Regions from separate parts of the Mus musculus genome. Here region 1 is linked to region 2. A link is a loop called in an ENCODE intact Hi-C map of the cell type or tissue named here. Cell type or tissue: heart. All regions are shown on one strand. Links, peaks and the distances in the headings refer to the core of each region. The heading gives the core; the rest is flanking DNA. Region 1 overlaps Slc4a10 (solute carrier family 4, sodium bicarbonate cotransporter-like, member 10). Region 2 overlaps Tank (TRAF family member-associated Nf-kappa B activator).

The links. Peaks named below come from ENCODE experiments on the same cell type or tissue, not always from the same donor. Only the 100,000 strongest peaks of a DNase experiment are listed, where the experiment ranks them.
Region 1: it touches region 2 in a loop (4-fold over the local background); 17 of 42 quality-filtered maps call a loop at or near these places.

What each region holds. Positions count from the first base shown.
Region 1 is chr2:62,282,617-62,290,616 of GRCm38, forward strand. It overlaps Slc4a10 (solute carrier family 4, sodium bicarbonate cotransporter-like, member 10), which reads left to right. Exons shown (of 26, transcript NM_033552.3): 16 at 4,186-4,347; 17 at 6,092-6,205; 18 at 7,294-7,455. Among named protein-coding and RNA genes, the nearest start is that of Dpp4, 130 kb to the right of the region's middle. In heart, for the core only: a CTCF peak has its summit at 3,428 (motif pointing left); no DNase peak of the experiment used is centred there.
Region 2 is chr2:61,652,583-61,662,791 of GRCm38, forward strand. It overlaps Tank (TRAF family member-associated Nf-kappa B activator), which reads left to right. Exons shown (of 8, transcript NM_001164072.1): 8 at 797-1,589. The coding sequence ends at 973. Among named protein-coding and RNA genes, the nearest start is that of Psmd14, 54 kb to the right of the region's middle. In heart, for the core only: a CTCF peak has its summit at 4,219; DNase peaks (open chromatin) are centred at 2,919 and 4,089; H3K4me3 peaks cover 2,433 bases; H3K27ac peaks cover 1,499 bases.

The sequences.
Region 1 (8,000 bases), core at 1-8,000, 630 kb after region 2:
AACCTTTACCACCCTACCTACCTGTATGTTCTCAAATTTCTTTATAGCCATCAGCACAAACAAATTCTACTTCATTTGATTAATCACATACTATTTTAGTAAGTGATACAGTTAATGGAACATAGAAATATTTTGCTATAAAATCTCATAAGCCTTTAAATATATTATTTGAGAAGGATATGACCTTCTACCTTTATATATTGGGATTATAATATAATTACATTTCTCCCTCCCCTTTCTTTCCTGCAAGCGTTCCCATATATCCCTCCTTGCACTCTTAAAATTCATGGCCTCTTTTCTATTAGTCATATTACATGCATATATTAAATAGTTTAAGCTATGTCCAAGTATTCTTTAGAATAGTTGACTTGGAGATATTTTTGACTATACTCATGTATGCTTACAGAGTCAGAAATCTAAGTATACCAGCTTGCCATAAAGTTGAATTAAATAGCAAACATTTGAGTGAACATTGTTCAACATAATCATTTGGTGTTTATCAAACATTTGACCCTTTGATTTTGGTTCTTTCCCCTTACTGAGGTATATTCTGTTGTATATGTTCTTTCAGAATTAAAAATCAATTTACTTATTCTTGGTTTACAATTTAATCTTGACCTATATTTTATGATCTTTGTTTTCTCCTGCTCTCTGTCTCTCTTTAATCTTGACCTATATTTTATGATCTTTATTTTCTCCTGCTCTCTGTCTCTCTGTCTCTCTGTGTATGAGAGAGAGAGAGAGAGAGAGAGAGAGAGAGAGAGAGAGAGAGAGAGAGAGAGAGAGAGAACACATTAATGTTAAAATTTGTAGGTTACAAATTTTGCTTTTTACATCTAGGCATCTTGAAAACAGCAGAGCCCCTTGCGTTTCTTTAGAATAAACCTCCACTTACTCTTGTCTGCTGTTGTGGTCAACATTTATTCTTTTCAACCTATATTTCCCTAGAAAAGTAATGCAACCAGGGTTCTTGTTTCCAGAAAACCATTTAAATTAATCAGTAAAGGAAGTGATGGTGTGAACAAGAAAGGACAATGCAAATTTAGTGAGAAATTAGATCTGGGGTTGTGGTGGGGTCATGGTGAAATCATGGTGGAGTCATAGTGAGGTCATGGTAGGTGTGTAGGCAGTGAGTGGTGTGCTTTATCTACAAAGCTTCATTTTGGGTCACGTATTTCTATTTTCTCTTGATCACAAATTCAAAATAATCCAGTCTGAATTATTCAACCAAATTAAGTCATGTGTTGTTTTTCTCTAAATCATTTAATGCAAAATAGTAAAATTTATTCTATACATTAGCCAATCCAATTGATGATGTTAGCCACAAGTGAGTTATTTCAATTTTTTGCTTAAGAATTTTTAGTCAATATATCTAACAGTGTCTCCCTTTCCCCTCTTCATACAGAGCCTCCCACCTCTCTACCCACCCACCCTTTGAAAATAGAAGTTTTTGTACAATTAGAGGGTTATAAAAATATTTTAGATGCAAAACAAATTTAACACTTTATGCCTTATTTTAATTTTTAAAGTTCTCTACTATGAATTAATGTTACATAAGAAATGTCATATCATTTTCATCAGTTAATAGCAGATATTATTTTATTTCATCATAATATATCTTATAATTACTAACTTATACCTTGATAACTCAGTAAGGCAGAGAATCAAAATCAAAGGGCTAAATGTTTGGTAAACACCAAATGATTATGTTGAACTACGTTCACCTCACGTTTACTGTTTAATTCAACTTTATGGCAAGCTAATAGACTTAGACTTCTGTCTCTGTGCACTTACACAAGTACATCAGGAACATCTCAAAGCAAGGAGGGATATATGGAAATGTTTGGAGGAAGGAGGGGAGAGGGGAAATGTAATGGTATTATAATTATTGTTATTATATTGTAATTATATTTTAATTACATTGTAATTTCAAAAATCTTTAAAAACTAAAAAAGAAGGGAAAGTAATTATCAATTGCTTGAAATTTGTTTCAATGCTTTTTAGTCTCTTTCTATACATATATATATATATATATATATACATTTGAAAAGACATTAATAATTTCACATTCATATCTTCAAAATATACTAATAATTTCTATTTTAATTTTTACCAATTTATAGAATTGTTGAAATAGAATGTGTTGGAAGAGTAATTAGAATCTGTCAGCAAGTATCTTTTGAGTACTTACTATATTGTAAACCATGATAGACTAAAATGAAAGAAAGGCTTTGAAGTTTGTTTGCACGTCCAAAGGACTCCTTTTTCCCCTGTCTCTCTGTCTCTTCATTTCTTTGACTCTATCTCTGACTCTGTTTCTATCCCAAACCCCTCTCACTCTGTGTGTGTGTGGGGGGGGGGGGGTATATGTTGGACATGTAGATAGTATAAAGCTGAAAATAAATGTTGAATTCTGTAGTTACTTTTTACCTACAGAATTTACTTTTTAGAATCAGAGCCCCACCCTTGTTTCCTTGAAAAACAAGAAATAATAATACTTTACAGTTTGCTTTGAGTTGAGATAGCTAGCCTTGGCATTGGCGGTTATAGATAGGCAGTTGAATAATCTTTTCTTGCATCTGGCTTCTTAGGAGTAGAGCATCTGACCCACCTACATCCAAAGAATTCATAGAAGCCTTTCAGACATGCACAAAAGACTGCAGGTGCTCACAAATCACTATGTGCTGTGTGGGACTCCCACTTCCTCTGCTTAGACATCCTGGTGCACGTAACACTGCTTAGCAATTGTTCCAAGCATTTCTAAATGCACACAAAAAGAGACTGGAAATGTCAAAGATTTTTTTTCAAAATTTATTTATTAAGTTTAAGAAGGAAAATTAAAGCTATAAATAAGGCTAAGAGGTTTATTATTATTATTATTATCATTATTATTATTATTATGCAGTTCTTCAGTAGCTTAGTTTCTGTTCTCTGAATCATCTTAACATGAATAATTGAAATTTAGCTAATAATAAAGACAGTGTGGTGTCTGTTACATGGCTCTAAGTTATTCTGATTTTTCAAGAACCTTTAGACTCAGTACCTATGTCAAGAAGAAGTTGGTTGTTGCTTGCTTCCGGATGACAATGTGGCCACTTATTTATTTTAAATATTTCGGAGGAGTTTGTTTTATTCTAGAGTGAACTCAGGCGCTTGAAGTTTGGTTCAGTGAAAACAGCATATCTCTAAATTTTCTTTGACTATTCCACAAAGCAAGTCTTGTTCAGGGTCACAATACCTAGATGAATAAAAATTTTCCTGGCTTCTTTAAGCTGATATTTTCTATTTGTTTTGAATACAGTAATATAATTTTTAGAATATGAACGTTTTCCAAGATGACTTAGAAATATTTTTTCCTTTCAAAATATTTAATGCTTACATAAAATGCTGTTTTTCCCCCTTGAAGTTCTTTTTGACTTTGCTGCCACCTAATGGCTAAGACAGTAATTAATTTTTTTCTTTTTCTTTTTCTTTTCTTTTTTTTTTTTAACCTTTTTTTCCCCTTAAAAAACAAAACATAACAAACAAACATAAAAGCAGAAGAAATTCCGTGGGAAAGCAGAGCAAGCATGACCCTCTCCTTGTTCATGTAGGAATTTCTTTATCATTTCTTATTTGAATTCAACAATTACCGTATACGATTCAAATTTCCATTTCTTTAAATATATATCATCATTTTTGTTATCTTTCATAGCCTTCTTAGTATTGTTGAACTAGTTTTTAAAAATAATTACTGTTCTGCACTAGTCTATAATGCCTACCACAAGAGCGGTGCATGTACCCAGCTCTACCACATAGCATTAGTGAGGCTGAAAAAACATTGCTTAGTTTCTCCATGTCTCAGCTTTCTCTGGTATCAAATATAAATGAAAATATCTGTCTATGGTGTTGGTGTGAAAAAAACTAAAATGACATATTTAAATGCTTTATTATATTTCTGATGTTAGTACAAACTACATTATCAAACTTATCACATTTAAAATATATCTGTTATCTTGAACTTAATCGATGTCAGATTTAAACCCTATCCAAGTAGAACTTGAAATCAAGTGTCATACCTCTTAAGTTCTCTGTGGGAGCCATGGGTGAGCAGTCTAGGTGTCTCAGCTGCGTTTGATAGGGTGTTAGTTTTCTGAAAGAAATGCACTAAGTGTTCTTTACCAGTTGTGTTTCCCTTCCTCTCAGGAGTGCAGATCACTGCACGGGGAGTATGTCGGGCGAGCCTGTGGCCATGGCCACCCCTACGTGCCAGATGTTCTCTTCTGGTCGGTGATCCTGTTCTTCTCCACAGTTACCATGTCAGCCACCCTGAAGCAGTTCAAGACCAGCCGCTATTTCCCAACCAAGGTACTTGGGTTTAAATATTTCTGATCCAAATATAAACTAAATATTCTACATGCTCAAGGTTAGGGGAGAGTTACTGATGGAATGACATGAACTGGTAGAAAGGTTCTGAGAGAACTGGCAAGCTAGATTTAGGTCCTAGAACAGGGCTGGGAAGAAGCCCTTTGTGACATAGCTACCAGAGGTGGCACAAGCTCTTCTGCTTTCCTTCAAACTGAAAGGTCAACACTTCCCTTCCCATGTACAGATTTGGAAAGTCAAAGCATAGGCCATATTAGTGATTGTCACTTTCTTTCCCAGGGAGCAGTGGGGCCTATGCCAGCCTGACAGGAACCAGTGTTACAGTCTCTACATGGAGAAGCCTGGCACTGTGCACTAGGACACAATTTTCTTTTCTTTTTTTAAATGCATCAGTCCTTTACCCTAAGCCACCATGCTTGTATCTGTATATTTGAGAAAGGAAACAGGGAATCAACTGAGTTCAATATTTAACACTACAACATAAAAATCTGTGAGGTCTGAGTCCACCATGAAAAGGTCCAGGATGAGATTTAACAAACACACACACACACACACACAGACACAGACACACACACACACACACTCAGACACACACACACTCAGACACACACACAGAGGAAACAAATGTTTTTCAGACTGAGGTAAATATCTCAAAAAAATTCCACTTTGGTAAACAAGAAGAGTTCCTTCCAGAGACTGCTGCTTTTTCGGTCACTATCTTCTTCACGAAAGTTAACAGGCTTATCTCCTCCACCTTTCAGCTGAACCATTCTCTATGTCAGAATCTAACGACTTTGTTCATGGGTTGCAACAGCATACTAATAGAAAGCAAATGTTACTGATAGTTTTTAAGAGTAACTACTCAAAAATGTCCTTGGAGAGCTTGGGAGATGGCGTAGTCTGTGAAGTGCTTGCTCTGTAAACATAAGAACCTAAACCCAGGGTCCAAGAACCTATGGTAAAGGGCTGGGGGTGGGGGTGGGGGTGCCGGAGAGCTGGGTGTATTGGTGCACACCTGTGGTCCCAGAGATCACAGTGAGATTGCAGGGGGAAAGAGGTGAATCCTTCGTGTGCCTTTGCCTGAGCTATTGGATGAGGTTCCAGGCCAGTGAGAAATGGGGCCAGCATCTCAGGAGGTTTTTCTCTGACTTGCACATGTGCACCATGAACTGTGCACCACTGCACAATGGCTTTCTACAATGAGAAATGGTTTGAAAAATGGCTTATATAAAGTTCATTTTATATCAAAGAAATTTTTAAATTTGCCTACATCATTGTGTATATTAGTAATTGTCATACCTTAAGTAATTAAAACACGCTTCTTTAATAAAAGCAGGTAATGCCATTTAGTGGTCCTTTGGATTCATAATGTTAAAATATAATGTGTATTCAAGAGACCTAAAATTCACCTGATGCAGGCCAGACAACTTTATTCTGTGTTCCAAATTTTCACATACTTGGGTTTATAATAGATACTTTAAATGAATATGAAAAAGAAAATGACCACCATTATTTCAGTTCAATAAATCTTTATTCTGAAAAAGTGTGGGTGAGAGACATAGATGTATTCAGACTGTAGCATAGCATAGCTAATGATACTATGTTACAATGTGCATACGGAGTAACATCATGATATTATGTCACAGCGGTCATATTCAAGACTGCTCCTGAATATTTCTAGTTATTTATAGCTCCCTCAAAGTAACAATATTTTCATTATTTTTAGGTTCGATCCATAGTGAGTGATTTTGCGGTTTTTCTTACAATTCTGTGTATGGTTTTAATTGACTATGCCATTGGGATCCCATCACCAAAACTACAAGTACCAAGCGTTTTCAAGGTGAATTTATCTAGCATGTAACATCTATCTGCTTTTCTATTCCTCTGTATCTAATAGATGATCTGTGACCCAGTATAAGAAACTTTTATGAGAACATGAGCAATATGCATTAATAGATTAAGAAATAAATTGTTGTCTGGTATTAAAAAGAATAATAAAATTGAAACTTCAAGACTGCTTAAACATTTCCTATCACCCATTAGAGTTGAAAGATATGCAAACAGTACAGCATGCCTACAAACCAAGGAAGCATTCTGAAACTGAGGGACATGCATTTTTGTGAGGGAAAACTGCAGAGTGAATAGGGTTTGAAAAACAGATACTAGGCTTGGGATAAGTATACCAACCATATTATGATGGCAGGACAGCCCTTGATGCCAGCAAATTTACTGCCTCAGCCTGTTTTCTCATCTGTCAAACAGAGCTAGGGACTTAATCGGAGAATCATTTGCTGTCATAATGAATTCCTCTGGGACTCATTTCCAGCAGCAGCCCTGTTTTGAACCTTTTGCTGAGCTTATGATATGGCTCAGTTTCTGGTTTTTTGTTTTGTTTTGTTTTGGTTTTCATTTTTCATATAGTAGCCTGTGCACACACCTGAAATAAGTTACTATATTACACCAAAACCTTCTATTTATATATCCACTAAACTAAAAGAAAGCTCTGCCTTGTTTCTAGCATAGTGTACAATGTGCAATCTTAAATGTAGACAAATTTGCATACAGTAAATAGTAGGTATTGGTGTTACTTATTAAATACAGGTATTGATTGAGAATGATGTTTTAATTAGTCTGCTGGAGTTAAAATTTGACCTCAATTAATTATTAACCCTGGAACCTTAGACAACTTACTACGGCACTCTATGCCTCAATTTCATCCCTACTATGCTATGAAGAGAAAATGGGTTAAAAGATAAGACACTCAGAGGGGTGTCCTTAGTTATGTGAATGCTCCGCGAGTTTATTACTTAGTGAATGCTCAGCCAATCACTTCATAATTAAGAGTTCCATGTTTATATCTGTATGACTTAGTTTGGTTAGGTATTCATCAATCTTGCTACTGATATCTATGGTTAATTTTTTTCTCAGCCGACCAGAGACGACCGTGGCTGGTTTGTTACACCTTTGGGTCCAAACCCATGGTGGACAATCATAGCTGCCATCATCCCAGCTTTACTCTGTACTATTCTGATTTTCATGGACCAGCAGATTACAGCTGTCATCATCAACAGAAAAGAGCACAAGCTAAAGGTATGTATTTAACATCCATTATAATACAAATGATTCTTATGCAGCTGATAGTAATTGATGGCCATAGATTCTGTCTTTAATTTGTATACATTTGTTCAGTATAGAATGCTGTTTTCAGGTTTGTAGTTTTTATTGTTTTCTAGGACACTTTGTCTTATGGTGCTATGAACATTTTGGTTGCAATATTTGTCTATCCTCGAGTCTGAAACCTTACTTCTAAAGGGGAAAAATGGTTCTAACTTTAGCATGCTTAACATTAACTTGGTGAAATGTTCAATTCTGGTAAGGAAATACTTACCAACTTGGCTTCCGTCTGGGATTCCACTATTTCTTTATTTGATGCCAAGTATGTTCGTTATTATAAGGGACCATATTTCAGATATGTTTCACTGAATTATATCATTTAAAAATTATTATTTGTTTGTAATGCCTAAAACAAAGGGAACGTGTGGCTATAAATACTATAGTTTATATGTGACATCTTTGAACATTATTGTGGATTTTTAGTACAAGTAGATTTTATTTAATATAATTATATAAATATA
Region 2 (10,209 bases), core at 1,062-9,061:
TAATCAGACTTACACAGTTCAGGAAAATAAGATATTTTTGTCAATATCTTCTACTAATCATCTACCATTACATTAATTCATATACATATGAATAATATATATAACTAATATATTATTCTAGACTTCTTAAAAGGATATTTACAAGTTTTTACTTCCTAATAATTACAATGGAGGTGGTTCTATTAAATTATAATTTCCTACATTCCTTTAATTGGGCAATTACTGATAAGTTTTGCTTTATTTTATTCATTTACAAGAAAGAATAATGCCAAACTATAAAACAGAAGTAAAGTAAGAAGTCAAAAGTATGTGTCTCAGCTTAGATTTTTATTGAGTGATTTAATACTTGAAATTTTTAAAAGATGACAAATTGAATTTGTTTAGTAGTTTAAAAAAAACTTCTCTTTTTGAAGAAATCAAAATGTTGATTATATGTGATTTCTTTATTTGTATCTTGGATTGTCTTTAATAAAACTGTGCTTGCACATGTACTATTAAAGACTATTAAATACAGAACCTAATATAGTCTAAAGTATTGGCCATTATTTCAAAACTGTTGCCATTAAGATAACTAATGACTGCTGCTGTTAAACCTGCACTATTTTTAAGTATGTAAAGATAAACTTCAGGAGGATGTGGTTAAGTTGTGCCCACTCTGGAAAAGAAATCTGCTTTCGAATTAGAGAATTTCAGATATAAGCACACATAAAAGTTATTCAGATACTTGGGTGTGAAATTTGATGCAAGTTGATTTTAAACACAAATAACAAAAGATGTTTTTGTTTGTTTCCTGCAGCCCTTTTGGAAGCCTTTTCTTAACCAAGACACTGACTTAGTGGTACCAAGTGATTCAGACTCAGAGCTCCTTAAACCTCTAGTGTGTGAATTCTGTCAAGAGCTTTTCCCACCATCCATTACATCCAGAGGGGATTTCCTCCGGCATCTTAATACACACTTTAATGGGGAGACTTAAATCACGTTTGAAAACAGACATATCATGTTCTCTGTGGTGGTTTTGGATTTGTAACGCTAGAGAACGCTTTCTCGTGAGCCAAATGTAAGATTGATTATAAAGTTGTTACTTTATCTTTTAAGAGATCATTTTGTATAGAACTATAACTCATTATATTATTCATGTTTATACCTATAATTTCTACATTTCAAAATTACACATGTGACTTACAGAGTTATTCAGTCATAATTTATGTTTCAAATAGCTAAGTTTATTGTTTGACTATTGTGAGATCTATTAAATTTAGTAATAGCAAATGTTTATAGGATATTCAAATTTCATTTGAATTTTTAATTATTTTTGCTACAGGTAATATTCCTTTAAAATACGTATATAACGTACAGAGAATAACAGACAATATGATCTAAGTAAATGTCGAATCAATCATTAGTTGCCCAGGGAAATTTAAACATTATAGATCATTTTTAAATAATACACATAGTTTTAATTTTTACTGTGTGTATAGATGCATGATTAAATGACTTAAATATTAAAAGTGACTTACGTCGTGCTTATTAAAAGTGTTCTTTGTTTCTGAGATAAATAAATAAATCGCATTTGGGGAGGGTTCATAAAATTCATGTCTGATGGGATTTATTACACATTAATAGGTCACTTTAAATTTCAAAATGATCTTTCAAACTGAGCATTCTATTTTTTTTCTTTTATTGGAAACAAATGTAAAAGCCTGTAAGGAGAATACATATTTATTAGTTTAGATTAGAAACGTTCAAATTCTTGTTGAGAAATTTGCTATTCATTGTTAGCAGCCTGATTGATGGCCACTGGAGACATCTTAGGGTACCAAGTATGCAGGGCGGCAGAACTGTTTAAGATGAGACTTGCCTTCCATTCTTCATGGTTCCTGCTGTTTGAGCTTCTCTTCCCACTCCCCTCCGCCCCCAATTTTTAAAAATGGTTGAGACACGGCTTCCATTTTATGAAGTAAGCATTGACTTGTAGCTTTCAACAGTAATGTAACTGTCCTTGAGCAATGTCTCATACTGGAGGGTTAAGCATGGGGGAATTTGATCAGGCCTCTGTGCCCAGTGGAAGAATGAGAATGGTACCTCGACTTCTCAAGGTGACGAGCACATCACATTGACATCTTCCTCACCAGGGTGACATAGCGATTATTAGGTATGCACTGTGAAGGGTTCTGAGGCATGTACATCTTTGCCACTAGGCTGAATGGAAATGCCTAGACAATTATCCAAAGACTCTTTTCTTCCCAGCTTCCCCTCCACTACACACACACACACACACACACACACACACACACACACACGCACACACAACTTCTCAGTATGTATTAATAAGAATATACCCACCACCACCTATCAAAAAAAAAGGGGGGGGATTTTTTTTTTCCTCTCCTCGCCTCTCACACAATTGACATCTTTACTGGCTTGCTGACAACCAAAAAGAACTCTATCCCAAAAAGTGACTTGGAGTGGCCCACTACCCTCCTCTGGAACATCCTGCCCTCACCACTTTAGTAAGGTGGGAATTTAAGATTCTAGCAGTACCCCAAGCTCCAACTTCTTAGGGCAGAGACCCTATTGGGCCGCCAGAGGGGCCTTCTGGAAGGACCCCGCAGCTCGAAAGGTAGAGTGGACACCACACCGGCCAAGTCTATCCCTCTATCCTATTGCAGTGCGGGGTGACGACAGGGCTGTCTCTGGGCTTCTGCTAGGCGTAGCCCGGGTAAGAACAGCTCCCAGGTAAGAAAGCTACGTGCGCAAAACGCTGATTTTGGGATGGGGGGTGGGGGGAACCACCCGTGGGCGAGGCAGTTGTGAGCGGGATGCCTGAGAAGTGGGAGGTGAATGTCCTCGGGATGCCCCCCCCCCCCGGGTGCAGCTTTCCCCGGAGGCTGAGGCTGCTGCCAGCGGGGACATCTGCTTTCTTACACTCCAGCCTGGCTCACCCCGCCCCCTCAGCCCCGGGTTGCGTGGTTATTTTACCAACACCGGGGGAGGGAAGACTTGAGGAGGTAGAAAAGGAATGGATGGAAGCTTAAAAGATTTTCTTCGCACCCCCCCCCCAGTCCCCTCCTTTCTTCTTCACGTCTTTTAACCTTCAAGGTAAAGACTTTATAAATATGAAACAATAAGGGAGTCTGCTGGCTCGCAGGCCGGCCGTGGGCTGGCGAGGCTGCCGGGTGCCGGGCCTCGCTCTTCTCTCCATCCTCACAAGTCTGGCCGTGGTTCGGCGGGTTAGGCTGGGCACAGGGGCCGGCGGTGAGCGCTCATCCCGTGGCGCCTTCGCTCCCGGGCTGCTGCCTCGACAGCTGCTTGTAGCTACAGTAATTAGACTGTCAGTGCTTGTTAGAGGAGAGAGGGGAAAACACGCTTCTGACAGCAGATTCCGAGACTCCCCAGTTTGTTAATTTCTAAGAGATCTTTAAAGCATTAATTGAGGTCTCCCTAACTCTTCCCTCCCATCCCTCTCCCCAACTTCTCCCACCCCAAAATATCTTTAGGAGAAAATTCTCTCCGCGTGGAAGCAGTGTTTCCCGCAAAATTGCCAGCCCGCCCCTTGCTCACGCGCGCGCGCGCACACACACACACACACACACACACACACACACCCTAGTTTACATATGCATATATAGGCACACACGTATATGCAAGGTTAACTCCGAGGAGCACTCGTCCAAATAGGGACCGAGATTGCATTTAAAATGATAATAATAAATAAATAAATCAACTAGGAAGGAAGGGGGGAGGGAAGCAGAAGTCGGGAAGAAAAGAGAAAAGCAGCAGGCTGATTACGAGGTGTCAAAACTGCCAGGAGCAAGAAGGTGATAGCAATCAGGGGTGAGAAGAGTGCGGCATTCGTGCGGGGCAACTAATTATCCGTCTCATTTGAGAAGAGCAGCATTTGAGGCAGCAGCGTTCGCCTGCTGAACGGTGACAGATTGGCGCGGAGGAGAGGGGAGGTGTTAAAACAATGGAGCCGGGCGCGCGAGCGCTGCTGCATGCTAATCAGCCCTCCCTCCGCCTGCCTGCCGCGCTCCCTCCTTCCTCCCGCTCCCTCCTCCGCGCGTCGTCCTCCCGCCTGCGGCGCTCCCTCCTTTCCAGCGGGCCCGCCGTCGCCCGCTTCCCGCTCCCTGGCTTTCCCGCGCGTCCTCCCCGCCGCTGGCGAGCCGCACCCGGGTTGGCCGGCCGGGCGAGAGAAGCGAGCGAGCGAGCGCAGCCCGCATGGGGCGCCCGGGACCCACGTTTAATGCGCACGCCCGCCCGGCCTGCCTGCCTGCCTGCCTGCGGGGGAGCGGACGCACTGGTCTGTGAGGGGACCCGAGTCACGCCAGAGGCCCGGGGACAAACCAAAGAGAGCCAGAAAAAACAAAGCCAGATCCGGGCCGAGCTGGGTCTTTACCGCATAGGCTTCCAACCTTGGTGCGAGCTGCCGAGACCCCGCTCGCCTGAGCTGTCGGCATGGTCAAGCCCTACCCCCCCCCCGCACCCCCCGCCAACGCGTCCCCCAAAGGCTTCGGGCTGTGACCCTCGCACACAAGCGTCCTGGCCCTGAGCACAAGTGCGAGCGAGTGCTTTAATAAGCCAGAGAGGGCCTTACAATTAGTTGTACTCCCAACCCCTGACCTCCTGACCCCAAGACTAGGCTAACTGGGCTTCTGTGTCACATACCCTGGGGAATACCACCTAAGACAGTAGCTGGTGAGACGAACGTCTTTTCAAAGCAGGTAACCCTCCCACGACCCGGGGCACCCGAAGATGGGGACTGGGCATGGCTGGTGCACTGCGTGCCTCCTCGATCAATTGGCTCCGTGATAAGATGGACATGAACAGCAACACCAAAGAATGCATCATAAACGAAGTCTCGTCAAAAAAAAAAAAAAAAAAAAAAAAAAAAAAAAAAAAAGTCTTCCATACCTGTTGAGGCTCGCTGGGGAGCCAGGGGAGATTTCACAGCGGTTCCCTTTTTGACCCGCAGAGTTGATGGTTGAGCAGAAAAACATTTAAACTACCATTTCATCAGCCATTCTTAGGATTAAAGACTTTGATGTTCCTCCCTGTGACAAAAGTGTCTTAGCCAGAACCCAGAAACAAAGAGCTGGCTGCAGTTTTTCCTAAGGCACTTAGCTATTAGCTAATCAGGTGCCTAAATTAACGTGATAAAACTTTCCTCTAACCATAGATGGTAAAAGAAGTAATTGCAGGATAACCTACGAAGTATAATTTTTTTCTACGGACTTTAATCTTGGTATAACAACACAAACAATTGTGTGAAGACTTATTGAGGACACAAGGGTTTCATTTCTATTATTGCCTTTCCCCTAAAGTTAGAATGTCTATTAATTAAAGTATATAAATATAAAATCAAGTGACTTGAGTGAATCTTGGTGGTTTTAGATTTTGATTCTAGTCATAGTGGAAGCTACACAGTGCTCAATGTAAGTAATTTTCCCGCTAGAATATGCCCAGGCATACCAGTAAAGTAATGACCTACTGAAATGCTATAAAGATTTAAAATTGAAAATTCCTAAAAAGAGTTATATAAAGTGTTTTGTACTGGGAAGCAGAAGTACTTTTGGTTTCTCTGGAAACCCACTGAGCAGCCCTCTGCCCTTAGCCCTTAGCCCATCACAGACTTTCCATTGCTATACTGTTAGCCTGCATTTGGAAAAATCCCCAAATCTGTTAGACTAGGAATCCATCTAACAGCAAGGGTGGAGGGTACATCCATTAATGTAAACCTGGGTCCAGCAATTCCATCGACATTGAAATTTATTTATTAACTATTTATCAGCCTTTTCTTCGTTAGCTAATTCTATGGAGGCATTTCATTTGAAGGTGTGAATTTATGGATTTCAATCCCCGTGTTGCCTTATGCATAGCCAATAGCTAACAAAATTATTTACCTTCTATCGGCTGGCTTTTTACGGACCTAGGGTAGTTTCTTCTCAGCCCTTAGACCTCACAAATTTGCATGGCTGTTTGAATGGCATATTTACAGATAAGTTTTTATTTGCACATAAGGACAAAAAGGTGAAGTGAAATTTGGTCCCAATGGAAACCTGATAGCTTCCCTGAACATATGGCTCCTTGGGCTGTTACTTCCTCTTTGAGATCAGTTTCCAAGTTTTTTTTTTTAATATATACATCAATTTGACACCAGTTATAAAGAAAATATATTGGTTTCGAAGATGCCTCCACCTGGGACTCTTAATAACAAACCTCCACCTCTTAATAACAAACGATGTAGTCAGGTGTACCTCTGAATTTACAGGTCTTGGCGAGCAAGGCATACTTTGATACCAGTTATCACTGACAACTGATTTACAGTCTTCAAAATGAGTTAGTTCTGTAGGTTCTTAGAACACCCGGACCAGGGTGATTAACACAGGTTAGGGGTGAGTGCAAAAGGCTCTTTTTGCTAAGGCCCTGCACTTAGGATATAATCTTACAAAGACCTCTCTCTCCCTGTAGATACAAATGATGTAAGTCTCATTTGATGCAAGTGCTTGGTGCCAGCTTAAGACTTAAGGGGAAAATCACAGCACTGAAAAAGATGTAAATGTTCGATTGGTAAGAAAGGGGGGAAACCGTGCTAAAACATGTGCCTATTTCCATGATGCTTAATTTACTATTCAAGACAAGTTTTTACTAATAAGCTCTATTGTTTCTTTCTGTTTTGTAAAATTTAGTATGTGTGAGACAAAAACCAGATTCAGAATGTGAATGAAGTCTGTTTAGCAAAAGATTGTTGGGGATTATGGCTCAAGAAAGGCCTCACATCAAAAGAGTTATCACCCGCACCACTGACACCATGCAAGGGCGAGTTTTCCAGCTCATATCTGTGACCACTTGCAAGGAACTTCTTCTGCCAACTTCCCCTATTGTCAGAATGCCTCTTAGATGAATTGATACACTTAGAAGGACACCAAGTGCCCAAAATGTTTGGATTGGTGGTGCTGTGTCTGTTGGCTACCTTGCTTTAGCTCTTGTATCAGTACAGTCTTCTTCCATTGGCCACAGTCCAAACCTAGAACAAAAGTTAAGATCTGGGGTGTGTCCATCTGTGAAAGGAGGGTGTCTCTAAGTCACACCTCTCCATAGAATAGGCATTTCACTATGGAATCCTTTCATAGATAACCAGTGCCACACGCACACACACACAAACACACACACCACCACCACCATTTGAATATGATCCCTTGCCATCTAAAAAGCTTAGATAATCTGAAGTATGTGTCCTTTCTTATTGAGGGATCTACAACAAATACACTGAAAAACTGATTTACTGATAGTATTTGTTTGGAAAGAGTATATAAAATATGTTATCACTTACTAATTCAAAGAATAGCTGTTTTCAAAGTAACAATGCCTGAAAGATGGCTCTACTCGATTGTCTTGGGTTTGGGGGGAGGGCAGGGAGGCACTATACCCAAAGAGAATAAATAAATCTTAAAAGCACTTAAGTTAGCTAGAAGTCAGGTAACACTCTCTAGACCATTAAGCTATTTCTTTCTTCCATAAAATTCCTCTCACTTGCACACACACAAAGTATAATATTCCTCTGACTTTATACTAGGCTTAATAGGAAAGCTAAATCCATTTGAAAGTCTTTTGAGTCAAAGACACCAACAATTAAGCCAAGTGAAATGAGCAGGGTAGTGAGCCTGGCTACAGAGTGTGGCCCGCTGTCCAGGTATCGTAAGTTCTCCACCACCATAGCAAGGACCTCAGTGCATCTCTGTTGGAAGAAGAAGTGCCCTCATTGCTGAATGCTGAGAATTTCTCAGGCTGGCTCAGATGAGGATAGAAAATGTATTGGAATGATTTTTTTGTCATTTAAAATGCTTCAGGTAGGACAGCAATCATTTCTTTAAAATGCTCAGCTAACCCATACCATAACTCCCAAACTACAATGCTTACTTCTGATTATCTGAATTCTGAACCAGAGGCTAGAGTCCCCTAAAGGAAGAATAGGAAGAAAAAAAAAAAAAAAAAAAAAAGGCAGCATGAGCTCAAGTAAGCCTGAGCACATTCTGAAAGCAAGTGTGCTGCTCTCCAGCTGAAGGCTCCACTTGGCTCCAGTTGGCCTTCCTTGTCTGTGATGCCCTGCAGCTCAGGAGGAGGTCTCAGCCTTGCATTCTCTTCCCTCGGTGTTGGGGAATCAAGTCTGAAAACAGCTCTCATTAGACAAATAGTTTCTCCATTTGCAGTTGTTAAATAGCACTAAGTGTCAGTGAGAAAGGGGCATCCTGTGTGGGTGTATTCATACCACTTCAAGCAATTGGCTTAAAAGGCAGGCTAGCTCACTGGGAATCCAAGGAATCCAGAGAGTGGCAAAGCTTGCTCGTAAAAGCTCTCCCTGCCTGGGGCTGGAAGAGAAATGCAAGCAGCCCTGGGCGTCCTCCCTTCCCCCTTAAAGCAGCTTTGAAACATACACACACACATACACACATATACTCACACATATAAACACATACACACATACACACACATATACACACATACATATATACACTCACATACACACATACATACACAGACACGCATACACACACACATATACACACAAACACACATATATGTACACATATACACGTACACACATGCACAAATACACACACATACACACACATACACATATATACACATACACACACATATACACACACATGCACACAACATGTACACATATATACACACATACACACACACACACATACACACACACACACATACACACACTCACAAAACCCCACTGCTGTTTTGGTATCCTTTTCCATGAAGATTTACTATGAGCATTTTGAATGCTTTTTCTTAGGCACCTACAAGACATTAAATGAGGTTGATTTCTAGATTAAAATCTTTGATAACTTTCAAAGCAGGTTTTGCTTCTACCCTTCATCTTTAAAGTTTCCAAGCCCCAATTTTGTTTTCTTTCCCAATAAACACTAAGAGGTAATACTGCTCTATAATATTACAAACAATTCTGACAAGGGTTTTCTCTGAGATGGCCACAGATGTGGTAAGACCCGATAAACCAATAACCCCAGAGAAGGAACCCTAGTCTGTTTCTTTATATAGAAATGAATCTGCTTACCCCAAACTGCCCATCAAAGCTGTCTGTTGTCTTCCCTGCCACACACCGTACTTGGAAAAAACTATGTTATAAAGACAACCAATTTAAAAAAAAAAAAAAAGAGTTCATAAAAGTATACACAATGTCAGGCTTACATCAGAGAATATGCCTTCCTACCTACTAGTATGGTTTCTTCCATGCAGGAGTTGTGTAGAGTTGGTTACTACAATAAAAATACAGGATGCTCAATACATTTTGATTTTTTTTTCATAACATGGACTATAAAGACATTCAACCAGGTCTTGAAAGAGCCTTCCCTAAGGGTCTGGGGAAATAGCCGGGGAGCCTGTTTTTTAGGGTTCACCCCCAGTTCACCAGACAGCCCAGACCTCTCAGATCTGTCCACAGGACTGCTCTTGCTTTTGATTAAACAAAGCTCTGTGTTGATCCCACAAGAGTTCCTGTAGCCTCCACGAGAGTGGGAGCTTAGAGAAGGGCGTCTCCTACTTCCTCTCAGAGCTCTTAGCAGCTACCTTGTCTTTTGTGTTCTGCTGCCTCGGGTGGTCGGGAGGGACACCTGAGCCATCTGGACTCACTTCTGACCCAGATGCAAAGCAAAGCTGAGGCTGAGAAACTGGGCCCTAGAAGAACAAAAGCAGGAAGCCAAGAAGAAGGCTTAGAGTCCCATCCAGTTAAGCACTGCAGGGTTCAGGGCCTAGTAGTCCTTCCCGAGGCCTGAGCCAGGGGCCACCTCTAGGCCTGCTGACCTTCGCTGGGTGAAGCTCCGAGGCCTAGGACCTGGGCAGGAGCCGAGGTGCCCGCACCCTCGCAGCCCCGCCGCTGCCAGGCTTCTGCGGGGCGATTCTTCCCCTCATTTGTTGCATTGTTTGCATTAATATGAATATCTTGTTCTGTTTGTTTTGTCTCCTGGGAGCCAATAAAGCTGTGAGTTTTTTCTTTACACCAAGTGCAGCTCTACGGGCGATCAATCAATGGGTAGTCTTCGGATAATCTGCGAGAGTGAGAAATCTAATAAAGCTAGCGACTAAAAAAGGAAAACCAGATCTATTTTTCTCTTAGGTTAACTACGTCAGGATTAGTGTGCTCCACTTCCGCTGCTCGAGATGAGCTTTTTG